2 separate regions of the Homo sapiens genome follow, and region 2 is linked to region 1. Evidence: chromatin contacts called from ENCODE Hi-C or POLR2A ChIA-PET data. All regions are on one chromosome and are shown on one strand. The core of a region is the stretch at or near the end of the contact, and the rest is flanking DNA. Distances in the headings are between cores, read along the strand shown. Region 1 holds the start of CCDC7 (coiled-coil domain containing 7). Region 2 holds the start of ARHGAP12 (Rho GTPase activating protein 12).

Region 1 (6,607 bases), core at 1,050-3,549:
ATTTTGATCATAAACGCATTTAATGTGTAGATAAATATTGATAGACATAGACTTAAAAAGTTGACATTTTAGCAATATTGGGTCTTCTAATCCATTAATATGGTACATAATCTCCATTAATTTGGATCTTCTTTAATTTCTCTCAGTAATGTTATATAGTTTTCATTGTAGATGTCTGGAAATTGTATGTTGTCTGGGAATACAGCTTTATTTCTTTCATTGAAATCATTATGCCTTTATTTCTTTTTCTTGCCTTATTGCACTTGTTAAGACCTCCAGTATAATACTGAATAGACATAGTGAGAGCAAATATCCTTGCCTCCTTCCAATCTTAAGGAAAAATCAATTTTTCACTATTGAAAATGATGTTAGCTGGAGATAGTTCACAGATGTCCTTCATCAGATGAAAAAGTTCCTCTCTATTCATAAGTATTGTTTGTTTTCAAAGAATAATCGATTCATGTCACAGACTCAAACCACTGCAAAATTTGATATTACATGCTTAAATTTATTAACTTTTTAAACTTCTTTGCTTTACATTGTCAGCACTGATAACTTTTCTGTGGTTCTTAGCTGTGCTATTAAGGCCACAGATATGAATGGTGAACTTTTGGCTAGACTCATGCTGAGAGTTTTGCTAATGTATGCTAACTTGACAACTTGACCGTTAAGATTTTACCAACAAAATTAGAAATGACTAGATGTAATCTATTTTCAGGGTTCTAGAAAATAACTGAAATTGGCTTTGTCAAATCTAAGGTCTTCTTTAATCTCTCCTGACTTTTAGTTCTATCTTTCCTATCCCTTTCATTTACAACGGTTTTGGGAGATTTGGAATTTAGCAATTCAATTCTTTCTAAACTACTTTCTTAATTTTATTGCCAACTTTAAAAAATAAAAAATTGTTGGTGGAAAGCTTAATAAATCTGATCATTTATATGTACATTTTCTTTGTTACTGACATAAAACACACATACTGAAAAGTGCATAAATAAGCATATGCCTTCATGTTTTTTTTTTTTTTTCTTTTTTAGATGGAGTCTCGCTCTGTTGCCCAGGCTGGAGCGCAATGGCACAATCTCGGCTCACTGCAACCTCCACCTCCTGGGTTCAAGTGATTCTCCTGCCTCAGCCTCCTAAGTAGCTGGGATTACAGGCACCCGCCATCACGCCCGGCTAATTTTTGTATTTTTAGTAGAGATGGGGTTTCACCATGTTGGCCAGGCTAGTCTCGAACTCCTGACCTCGAGTGATGCACTGCCTCAGGCTCCCAAAGTGCTGGGATTACAGGTGCGAGCCACCACGCCCAGCCTGCCTTCATGAATTTTTGAACACACCCAGAAAGAGCAGAAGACAGAACATTTCTGGTACACCAGAAGATGTGTTGTTTTCCCTTTCCAGGCAACCCCAATGGTAACTCCTAGTGGTGTGATGGAGCTAGCCTACACCAGCTCTTGGGAGCTGATAAATTTTCAGGAATCTCTTGTGAGGCATTCAGATTTTACTGGAAAATTAGAAATAATTAGATATAATGAATTTTCAGAGTTTTAGAAAATAGTTGAAATCTACTAAGTCAAATCTAAGGTCTCCTTTAAACCTCCTGGTTTTTAGTTTTAGTTCCATCTTTCCTATTCCTTTCATTTACACACAGGCATTATTAACAGTTAAATTGTATCAATTAATATTTTAAAATATTAAAAACATTTTACTTCGTTCAACTTAAAGACAAAATTAATATATTTCTTGAGGTCAAATTATCTAAAAAACTCTACCTTGTAAAATTGCATCTTAAAGCAGTGCGTGGAAACTGATGGCAAGAAACCACTTAAGTGTCACAACTCTGCTTCAAGTTAATTCCTAGTCCATTTGATTTTGTTTTGCTTTTAAGATCACGAAGCTGGTGTACACTTCCGTGCGAGCTTAGAGTGGTAATGAACTCCACAATACACTGAAAAGAGCTTGAGGAGACAGCAGATGAAGGACTGGGGCTCTGGTTTTGTAGCTGAAGCCCAGGTTCTCAAAGGTCCTACCAGGCCTGTACTTTATTTCTCCTCCGCGGGCCTCTAGGCCAAATGCCTGGATGAATCTGCGCTCAGGGGGCGTCCTGGAATTACACTTGGGAGAGAATAAGAAAGGAGGAGGCCGATGTGCCCATGGACATTATTAACCTTCCGGCAAATCCCCACAGCCGCCAAACTGCGTCTCCTCTTCCGCTCTCGGCGCGCAGCTCACGCTCGCAGCGTCAGCGACGCCGGCGGCGCCAAGGCGTCGTGGCGTCGGGCGCCTGGGACGTGGCTTCAACGGCCCCATCCGGCGCCGGCGGCGGGTGCCCGGCGGTCTTTGCTGCCGCCCGGGGGCGCAGAGGCCGGGCCTTTTCTTTCAGCACAAACGTCAGTTTGTAAAAGGGAGGTGCTGGAGTCTGAGGAGTTTTCAGGCTTCCGTCTCGAAGGAAGTCTGGCAGGCTCGGAATTGTCATCTTCCTCAGGCAAATAGTTTTTCACCTTAGAGCCAGCAAGGCCAAACCGCCCAGTCACCCGACTTCCCACAGTCTCAGCAGGTACACAGGGCGGGGAGCCTCGGGAGCGGCTCCCTTAGCAGGACCTGAGGGTTTCGGGAGAGTCCTGGCTTTGCACTTAGTTTTCCCGCTGCCTGGCTGCCTCCGTGGCGGTTGTGCTGCTTTTTATGCAGGATGTAGGATCGAAGGCAAATCATCCTTTCCCTACGTCCCCTGCCAACCCCTGCCGCTCTCCTCTATTTTGTACACTTTATCATTAAAGGATTTGAAATGAATGTAAGTTAATCCTTGAAGGATGAAACCAGAAAACATTTGTCGTGGTGGCGGAAAGGGACGGATGCACTTGGGCGAAGTAATGCTGACATCCACTTCCTAGCATTGTTAGGAGGGATAAATGAATTAAATATGTAAAGTCCTTAAATATTTGCTTGCTAATACGAGTATTCATTGCGTGTGACTATTTTTGTATTTATGTGAACTTCATCGGAGCATTTGTCAGGTTCTTTTTTTTTGCACCAAGTGAGCGTTGCCTGCCTGCCTGCCTGCCTGCCTCCCTCCCTCCCTCCCTTCCTTCCTTCCCCTCTTCCCTTCCTCCCTCCCTCCCTCCCTCCCTCCCTCCCTCACACTTTTTTGGGGAGAGAGGACACAATGCAATCCATAACAGCATATACACTTGTTCTTTTTTCCATCGAACTTTCCTCTTGACCATGTTTTCTTCTAGTAATACTGTATTTCTTTACTCCCTTTTATAGTAAAATTTCTCTACAGTGCTTATATTCAATTCATTGTTCCTACTTCCTCTCTTTTGAACGGTAAGTCAGATATTTACCTCGATCATTCTACTGAAATTGTTGCCGTTCTTCAGGTTACAAATGACCTACCTCCATGTTGCCAAATCCAGTGTCAGCTTAGTCTTCATTTTACTTGACTCAGCATTTGACGTAGTTCATCACTCGGTCCTTGGTGATATTTTCTTTTCCTTGCTTTCTATGTATATATAACCTTTTGGTTTTACTTATTGGCTCATTGGCCACTCTTCTTACGTCCTGTTTCCTGGTCCTGATGGTTTTGATGGAATTTTTGATGTTTGCTTGGACCTGAAGGTTTTGATGGAGTTTCTTTGGCAATGTAATTTATTCAGAATTCTTTTGAGGCTTTTCAATTTTGTAAATTTAATCTTGGTTTCTGCATCATTTTGCTTGTATCATTAATTTTTACTGAAAGCATCGTGTCACAATCGGCATGAGAAAAATGTAAAAGGGAGCAGGGCGCACAGTGGCTCAGGCGTGTAATCCCAGCACTTTGGGAGGCTGAGGTGGGAGGATCACCTGAGGTCAGAAGTTCGAGACCAGCTTGGCCAACGTGGTGAAACCCTGTCACTATTAAAAATACAAAAATTAGCCGGACGTGGCAGTGGGCACCTGTAATCCCAGCTACTTGGGAGGCTGAGGCAGGAGAATCGCTTGAACCTGGGAGGCAAAGTTTGCAGTGAGCAAGATTGTGCCATTGTACTCCAGCCTGGGCGACAAGAGCGAAACTCTGTCTCAAAAAAACGAAAAATGTAAAAGGGAATATTTTGCAGGGGCTTTGGTTCAAGTTCTATAATGTGTTTATTTACTATTATCATCAGTAATTTCCAAGAGAGCATTGTGTTCTTCCTTCAAATGGATTTTTAGTGACAAGTTATTTTTGCAAAGTCATATTTGATTATGATTTAAAAATTATGCTTGGCAACTATGCATTCAGTTAACTATAGTGTTAACTATAGTGTTTCATCGAAACAAAAAAGCAGTTGTATAATTCTTGGATGAAATAAACATTTTCAGTGCTATTAAGATATTTTCGTTCTATTGTTCACAACCTAGTTTAGAATTTTTATTTTTGAGAATTTTCTGTTTGTGCTTGTCAGACATATTTAAGGGCATGTATCCCTGGCCCCATATATATTATATATTTTTAATTTTAATTTTTTATGAGTAGTCTCTTACACATATATATGATTCTTTTCCAGCGGGGTGTCATCTACTTGTTAAAATCCTAATAAATGTTCACATATTGAAATATCTGCATTTTGGAAATCCATAATTACATCAACAATTGTTATCTGCTGTCCATATGTCCAAAATAATTGAGAAATTATTAGTTTTTAAAACTTTATTCAAAGTGGTTTTATTTATAACATCTGTAAGTTTTATTATTTGTTTTTATATTTTATTCTCTAAAATAGTATGTTATACTATTTGGTATTGATATTTATGTTTTGCATAAATGTGCTAACAGGATACCATCAACTTTTGCCATGGTTTCTGGCAAATAAAAAAAATCCTATTATTGGTCTCTTCATATATATCGGATGATCTTCTGAACATTAGATACTGCTTCTCCAAAAATTGAATCATGTTTATTGTTATTAACAAATATATAGGCCTTTATTTTCTCATTTTCAGTAGAATTGCTAATTATTTATATTTTTTTCAAACCTGATACTAGCTTTTAATACTTATCACTATTGATGTGTATTTTATTAATGTTCAGGAATATGTGATAAATGCTGCTGATCTTTGCATTATTTTTTATTCTTCAGCTGGATTATTCCTCCACTGATTTTATTCTTTGCATCAGTTTTTATTCTTCAGCAGTATTATTTTGTGATTACTCGTGTTGTTTTATCTGTTATATTTTTCATTTTTTAATATCTTCACTTGGGTCTTAAAAATTCCTCTTATACCTGTTTCATATGGCTGATATTCTCTTTCTGTGTGTTTATGTATTTTTAGTCTCTCTGTTTTAATGATTCTACAACTAAAACATGTTTTTTAGTTTATTATTTTTATATTTATTTATTTATTTGAGATGGAGTCTTACTCCATCCCCCAGGCTGGAGTGCAGTGGTGCAGTCTCTGCTCACTGCAACCTCTACCTCCGAGTTCAAGCGATTCTCCTGCCTCAGCCTCCCGAGTAGCTGAGACTACAGGTGCCCACCACCACGCCTGGATAATTTTTTGTATTTTTAATAGAGACAGGGTTTTACCATATTGGCCAGGCTGGTCTCGAACTCCTGACCTTGGGATCCACCCGCCTCTGCCTCCCAAAGTACTGGGATTACAGGCGTGAGCCAATGCGCCTGGCCTATTTTTTATTTTTTAATGGTTTTTTTTTCCGTTGTCAAGTTGTTTTGGCCTGTGAGCTCATATACCCCTGGGGGTGTCCCCTGTTTGTCTGGTAATCTATTATTAGGAAATGATCAAAAGCCAGTTCTCAGCCTGTGTTCCTCCTGGAAGTTAGGGAAAGTATGTGGGTGTATTTGTTTTCGAAGTGCTAAATATTTCCTGTGGTCTGAATGCTTGTGTCATCCCCAAATTCGCATGTTGAAATTGGGACCCAATTCAACATATGGTAGAATTAGGAGGTGGGGCCTTTAGGAGGTGATTAGGTTATGAGTGCAGCACCCTCATAAATGGGACTACTGCCCTTATAAAAGAGGTCTGAAAAAGCTCCCTTGCTCCTTCCATCATGTGAGGACACAGAGAGTAGGCAACATTTATTTAGCGTCTGGGCTTTCATCAGACACCAACTCTGCTGGTGCCTTGTCGTTGGACTTTCCAATCTCCAGAACTGTGAGAAATAAATGTTTCTTGTTTATAAGCTATGCAATTTATAGTGTTTTGTTATAGCAGCCTCAACAGACTAAGACACTAGTGCTGCTGTAACAAAGTACCACAAAGTGGGTGGCTTAGAACAACAGAAATTTATTCTTTCATGGTTCTGGAGGCCAGAAAACTGAAATCAAGGTTTCAGCAAAACCATGTTCCCTGCTAAGGGCTCTAGGGAAGAATCTTTCATTGGTTTTTACAAGCTTCTGGTGGATGCTAGCAATCCTTGATATTCCTTAGCTTGCAGCTGCATCACTTTAATTTCTGCCTGTCGCTATATGGTCTTCTTATAGTGACACCAGTAATTGGATTTAGGACCCACCTTAATTCAGTATGACCACATCTTAACTTTGTCATATCTGCAAAGACCCTATTTTCAAGTAAGGTCACATTCAAAGTGCTGGGGGCTTAGGACTTGAACATATCTTTTTCAGGGACA
Region 2 (6,607 bases), core at 2,407-4,906, 520 kb before region 1:
AAAAGTTTTAGGTCTTACTACAAAAAAACTATTATCATCATCCTACCAGACCCAATACTGGCCACCATCCTGCCCAAACAAGCTGTAGCAGTACAAGTGATTAATAATCTAGATCACTGGATTCTCAAACTTTTAGTGAGCAATGGAATAATCTGAAGAACTTTTCTAAAAATAAACTTCTTATTTTAAAAGAGTTTTAGATTTACATAATTACTGCAAAGATAGTCCACAGAGTTCCCATGTACTCTGGACCCAGTTATCCCTATTAACAACTTATGTTAGTATGGTACATTTGTCATATTCAATCAACCAACACTGACACATAACAATTTCCACACTTCATTCAGATTTCCTTAGTATTCTCCTAATGTCCTTTTTCTGTTCCAGGGTCCCATCCAGAATACCACATATACATTGTATAGCCATATCCCAGAGCGTTTTCAAACCACAGATTACAGGCTCTAGCCCTAGATATTCTAACAACAACCGGTATGAGGTGGGGCCCTAAAATTTACATTCTCAAGGATTGCTGATGAGGCCAATCTGAAAATACACTAAGAGTAACATTGGTCTACACTTTTAGACTCCAAAACTGTTGTTCGATACAGCAGTCACTAGTCAAATGTGCCTAATGCAAATTGAGAAATGCTCTAAGTGTAAAACACACTTGATATTTCAAAAAACCTGGTCCAATGTAAAGAACATAAAATATCTCATTAATAATTTTCCTATTACATGTTAAAATGATATTGTGAATATACTAAGTAAAATATATTCATTTATTTCACTTTTTTTCCACGTGCTTACTTTTTATAATGTGAATACTAGAAACTTTAAGCACAAGTAATTTATATAGGCATTACATTTCTATTGGACAGCAGTGGTCTGTGGTCTGGCAGAACAGCATCCATATGACCAAGTGGATATTAGAAGTGCAGGTGATTCCTATGCACGTTAAAATTTGAGAAGCACTAGATTATCAACAGGGGAAGGAGGCTTAGAGACTACACCATTTGGCAGTTCAGTTCAATTAAAGAGCTAATCAATTACAAAACGAAACTGCAGAATATTCATTAAGTCCATGAAGTCAATGAAAGTAATAGGGAAATGGCTGAATCACAGCAAAGCCATATACCAATGAGCCGGGGCCAGCTAACTGAAGAAAAAAAAAAAAAACCACAAGGATAGTGGCCCAATAGGTTCCTCAAAAGAGGTAATCTGAAAAGCCCGATTTGAAGTACAGTGATGCTATGTCGTACTACGACACCTTTCACATCTGATTCATACTACAAAATAGTGCATATTTGCAATTCTAGCCAAAATTGTTAAATACAGGACAAAAGTTTAATTTCACTTTTCTCTCCCATGATTTATTGTAAAACTGTGATGCCCATTTTCTCAGGTAAGTAAAATATTAGTACTACTGTTTAATGGTTAAACAGATCACCACTATTTAGTTTTTACTCCATTTAAAAATTTTAATCACCCGTATTATTTTCAGTAATATCACTTACGTAGAGTACTTAAAAATTTGTAAAGTTCACTTTCTATCAGCCTACTAAAAAACCACTGAGCAGATTCTTTCTAATTAAAGAAAAGTCAAATGATTAACTACAAGTAACATGCTGTTTTTCTACAGCACTTAATCTATTTTCATTTGCACCTCGAAACAACTGGTATTAGCAAATATAAAACCGAAAGAGATGCAATGTATTGATAATTATATATGAACAACTAATATATATATAACTAACTATACAGACGGCATTATCTTAACAATCAATGAGTCATCAGTCTTCTCCAGCTTGATGAAGTACGAACAGAAATCTATCAACAAATATTGGCGCATAAATATACATACACACATTATATTACACTTCTGGGGTTTCTTTTTCCCCCACAGAGAAACACTTTTAGAACAGTGGAGCCGCATGCAACCAGGGGTCGCACATATGTGCGCAGACGGTCTGGCTCGTCAGGTGGCATGGGTGGGGGTCACGCTTTCACTGCCTGCTTTGGGCTCTCAAAACCCAGCTCTGAAACGTTTCCAAGGCAAAATAAAAATAGCCAAAATGCCTATTCAGACCAGAGGAGGTAGAGGAAGATGACCGATTCTGTAAAACACCCTCCTACAGATAAAGAAAAGGCGATATGGGCAAGTACACACACATCTAGGCCATCGTTCCCGACTTTTAAGTATGAAAGAGGCGTGGCTAGGGGCTAGATACTTATTTTTAACACTTCCATTGAAACACCCGGAGTCTCCCAAGGTCTAACCTCTAGAAGTCGGGTGGCAGAACCTGAATCAGAACCCGAGTGAGCCTTCCTTCCTCCACCACCTCCCTTTAGGAACGCATGCCTAAATAGTCGATAAAATCTACTTCTCAATGTCATGATTAACCCAAAAGCCAGCCACAACCAATCGTGTTATTAGAGTGCTAAAAGCCTCTATCCACAACAAACACTCCACTTGGGATGACATTAAAACTTTCGATAAAGGTGTACTTTCAACGTCGTGCTTTAGCCTTTGAAAATACATTTACAAAACTGCAGCTGCAGTCAAAAGGAAAACATCACACGCCTCGAAAGCTGAAGGGCGTGCCTTTTTCTCTAACGAAGACCGTGTGGCCATTTCTTCTCAAAGGGTCTGCAGTCACTTAAGATAGCAACGCGTAAAGGACAGCCGTTCTGAGAAGACAACCAGCTCCCCTGAGATGGGAGGCGGGCTGCACGCTGGTAAAGAGGATTTTTCAATTCAAGGACTTTGAGGAGATTCCGCCCAGATAAGCTGGAGGGGAGCGAATGCACGTCCATCCAGCAGGGGCAGGGCACCGGGAAAGACCGCAAAGAAGAAAGTGTCCGGTTTAAGGTCAACAGTCCTCGAGGGACGCCCCAGGTGGATTCCCCGGGTGGGCTCCCCGGGTGGGTGGAGGCCTGCAAGCCCCACCGCGATTAGGGAGTGGGCCCAGGGCGCGGGAGGGGCCGGGCCGGCCTTTTGCGCACACACACACACACACACACACACCCGCCTTTTGCAGACACACGCGCGCGCACACACCCGCCTTTTGCACATAGACACGCACACACCCGCCTTGTGCACACACGCGCGCACTCTCCCGCACTCACACACACACCCGCGCACCCTCACACTCTCCTCCCTGGGGGCGGGGCGGGCGGGCGCTGCCCTCACACAGGAAGTCAGGAAACCCAGGGGGCAGAGAAGCCACAACTTCGGGCCATTTAAACCCTCTCGCCCACGTCAGCCAATAGGCTGCGCCGGCCCCCTCCCCCTCGGCGCCTAACCCCCGCGCCCAGAGCCCCTCGCTGCGCGCCCGACCTCCCTTTGCGCGCACCTCCGCGGCGCCGCCGCCGCCGCCGCCGCGCCTCCCGCACACGCCTCCCCCCGACTCCACCGCCCTCGGCGGGCACAGCCCGGCCCCGGCGCGCCTTTGTGCAGCGCCTCGCCAACCTGCCCTCCGTCCGCCAGGACCCGCGCCCTGCACCTCACCGGGAGCCCGGCGGCCTCGCAGCAGGCGGCTCCCTTCTTAGTCCGCCCCGCGGCTGCGGGTCGACGACGCGAGCCCGAAGAGCGTTCACACGGCTACGGCCGCGGCCGGCCCGTCCCCGCAGGCTGGCCTCTGAGGGAGGGTAAGTTACAGGGCACGTCGGAGCGCGCCGGCGCGGGGGCGGGGCTCACGTGACGCGCGGGGGCGGGGCGGGAGGCTCACGTGATGGCCCGGGCGAGCTGGGCGGGCGCGGGTCTCCGGGACGGTCTGGGGTGGCTAGGGGGTGCGGCGCCCGGCGGGGATCCGAATAGGGGGCAGCCAGCGTACGGTGTGGGAACTCGGGCCGGCGCGGGAGCCTGCGGTCAAGGGGGCTCAGCACTTTGTAAACAAGGAGTGGGAAGCGTTAAAAAAACGCTCGTAGGGAAAACCAGGGAAGGGCGGACATAGCGCCAGGGTGGCAGGAATGGAGCCCGGGCAAAGACGGCCCTGCCGTGGGCCCTAGCGCTCCCTTCGTCGGCCCCTGGAGCTGCGGCCGGGCGTGGGTCAGTCGTTCACGGGCCCGGAAATTCCACTGGGACACCCGAAAAAGTGCTGCACGCCGCCTGAGGGAGACGGAAAGGGACCCGGGGCACTGAGTCCATTGCTGGGGTCGCCAGGGTACGTGGCAGGACCCGCTGTGCACACTCGGGACTGAGGAGACCCCTGGGACGCGGAGAGCCGCTCCAGGGCAGAACCAGTCCGTCAGCATTTAGCCTTCCACGGGCCTGAGGGTGCGAGCCCTGCGGGGGCCACAGGGTCATTGTCCAAAGTCATCCCCGTTTGCACTGTGGCAGCACCGAACCCGGAAGTAACAGCTTTGGCAGGTCTTTGATGGTGATCCAGTGGCAGGAGGAGCTCAGCTGGAATGGGAATCAGGAAAGAGACCTGGCTTCTGCCATTTATTGGCACTTCACCCTTCTGAACCTCAGCTTTCAAATGAGAGCTGGCTTCTAGGTCTAGAATACAGTGAGTGTGAGAAAAATAACTGAGAGGCGTTGGGACTTCAGTAACTACTCATTCCTTAACCAGTTGTTGATTGTGCCTGTTGTGCCAGGATGAAATATTTGTTAATAATAGAGACCAGAAAGGAGAGGGGGGAAAAAACAAGCATATGTATGATTCAAGCAATGAAGAGCTACTCTCCGGAGTTGGCTCTTTCCTGTGCTTCACTTCGTACTTGAAGATGCCACAATGCCTGGCTTCCTTATCAACCAGCTGAACTCCGAATTGTGCCTTACAGGATGCGAAGAATCCGGTAGGGCAGTGGCAAGACTTTAACAGCTGTGGTTTACAACCTTCTTATTAAATTAAGTCTAATGCGAGCTAAAGTGTTAAGATAGTCTCCATTTAGAAAGGAAAGAGGCTTACAATGAGAATTTTTGAAAAATAAGCCTGAGACTGTGCTGTCTCTATCGTTGCATTTGCTTTTCACAGTCCTTGGCACCCACTGCCTTTTTGTCTCCCTCGGTTTCTAACCCGTTCTGTTTTCTTGCATTTGTTCAGTATAAGGAGTATTTCCTGTATGCTTTGGCAACTATTTTCCATAGACTCTGCTTGTGTTCTCCTTATAAAACCAGAACAAGAGCAGTGCAAAAAAGAAAACGACCCTGATAGGAATGCGCTGATAACCTTACTTTCCCTACTCTCCAAACCTGAATTGGGCACCCTTGGTTTTAGCAAGAGATAGAACTCAACAGTTTGCATACACTTGCGGATCTGCCTGTAACCCCACTTCCTATTTCACAGCCTAATCTCGGATGATACCACAATGCCCACAGTATGCTGATCACCACCAACAGCAGATGGAGGCGGATAAAAAGAGCTTTCTCGCTAGTGTGTTGTTTTAAAAGAACCTGATGGAGAGCTATGATCATATGTAACACTGCCTCTAGTTAGTTTTTAAATAACACTTGTAGCATATGTCTGGCGCCTGTGCTCAGGATTTCAACAGATCATTTTCAGGATTTTGACATTTAACTGGCTTCTTATGAAGTAGCAGAGAGTTCCAAAATGTAGAACTGAAATATAAGCTCCACACACAGGCAGAGATTTGAGTCTGATTTGTTTGTGTGTATATCCCAAGTGCCTAAAAGCACTTGGCATACGGTAGATGCACAATAGATTCCTGTTAAATGTATTTTTAGGTGAAAATGTAGTCTGTACTTTGCATAAACTTGTCCTACTTTCTTCCTAGTTCTTTAATAAGTAACCTACTTTTCATTATATATTTTTAAATGAAAAAACAAAATTATATCTGGCATCACTACTTTGGCTGGGCTATAAAGAAACAGGAATTTGGCAGTATGTATTAAAATTACAAATGCATATATACTCGGAGCCTTGAATTTCATTTCCAGGGATTTATGCCACAGATGTTTCCACACATAAGAAATAACAAGGTGTTTCTTATTGTTGAGAATAGCAAAAGATTGGAAACAAGCTAAGTATCTATCAACAGGATACTAGTTAAATTATGATAGAGCCATATGTTTGAACATTGTGCAGCTGTTAATCAAAAAAACAGAAAGTTCTTTGTTTTAACATTAAGATCTCCAAGATTTTTTTGTTAAGTGAAAAACACAGAAATACGGTACAGAATATTGTATTAAATTGTATATGCATTAAACTAGGACAAAGTAACATGAGGTATGAGAACACAGTAGATGGAAAGCATAAGAAATAGACTTCATTGTATTCATATTTAAACTTTTTGATATTCAAAATTTCAGAATGTTTTATCTATTCAAATAGTGAAAATGTTTAAAATTTTTCTGGCATCTTTTTGTTGTTGTTGTTGTTATTAAAACATTCAGGCTTCTTCTGTTTTATAAAAGTTTACCTGAGTAAAATAAACATATCAAGGAGGCTGGGTGCAGTGGCTCATGCCTATAATCCCAGCACTTTGGGAGGCTGAGGCGGGCAGATTGCTTGAGCTCAGGAATTCAAGACCAACCTGGGCAACATGGCAAGACCCCATCTCTAATGAAAATACAAAAAAAAAAAAATAGCCAGGCATGGTGGTGTGTGCCTGTGGTCTCAGCTACTCCAGAGGCTGAAGTAGG

Evidence for each region. A loop is a pair of places that touch in the nucleus more often than their neighbours do. ChIA-PET counts read pairs that join two places held with the same protein, here RNA polymerase II (POLR2A). Pooled maps may share reads with other maps.
Region 2: a map of B cell shows a loop between it and region 1 (15-fold over the local background). The contact joins the promoter of ARHGAP12 here to the promoter of CCDC7 in region 1. A Hi-C loop is called at or near these places in 5 of 168 maps with a recorded cell type or tissue (B cell, CD4-positive, alpha-beta T cell, CD8-positive, alpha-beta T cell and 2 more), 5 of 37 single-sample maps with no recorded cell type and 15 of 50 pooled maps. POLR2A ChIA-PET finds 5 or more read pairs at or near these places in 1 of 52 experiments (Panc1).

Annotation. Positions count from the first base shown.
Region 1 is chr10:32,443,841-32,450,447 of GRCh38, forward strand. It overlaps CCDC7 (coiled-coil domain containing 7), which reads left to right and starts at 2,300. Exons shown (of 44, transcript NM_001395015.1): 1 at 2,300-2,557. LOC101929431 (a long non-coding RNA gene) reads right to left here and starts at 2,216. Exons shown (of 3, transcript NR_120660.1): 1 at 1,773-2,216. RefSeq lists an enhancer at 1,851-2,170 and a silencer at 2,241-2,470.
Region 2 is chr10:31,925,175-31,931,781 of GRCh38, forward strand. It overlaps ARHGAP12 (Rho GTPase activating protein 12), which reads right to left and starts at 3,657. Exons shown (of 20, transcript NM_018287.7): 1 at 3,509-3,657. It overlaps LOC107984219 (a long non-coding RNA gene), which reads left to right. Exons shown (of 3, transcript XR_001747415.2): 1 at 1-2,869; 2 at 3,488-3,648. RefSeq lists a silencer at 3,329-3,828.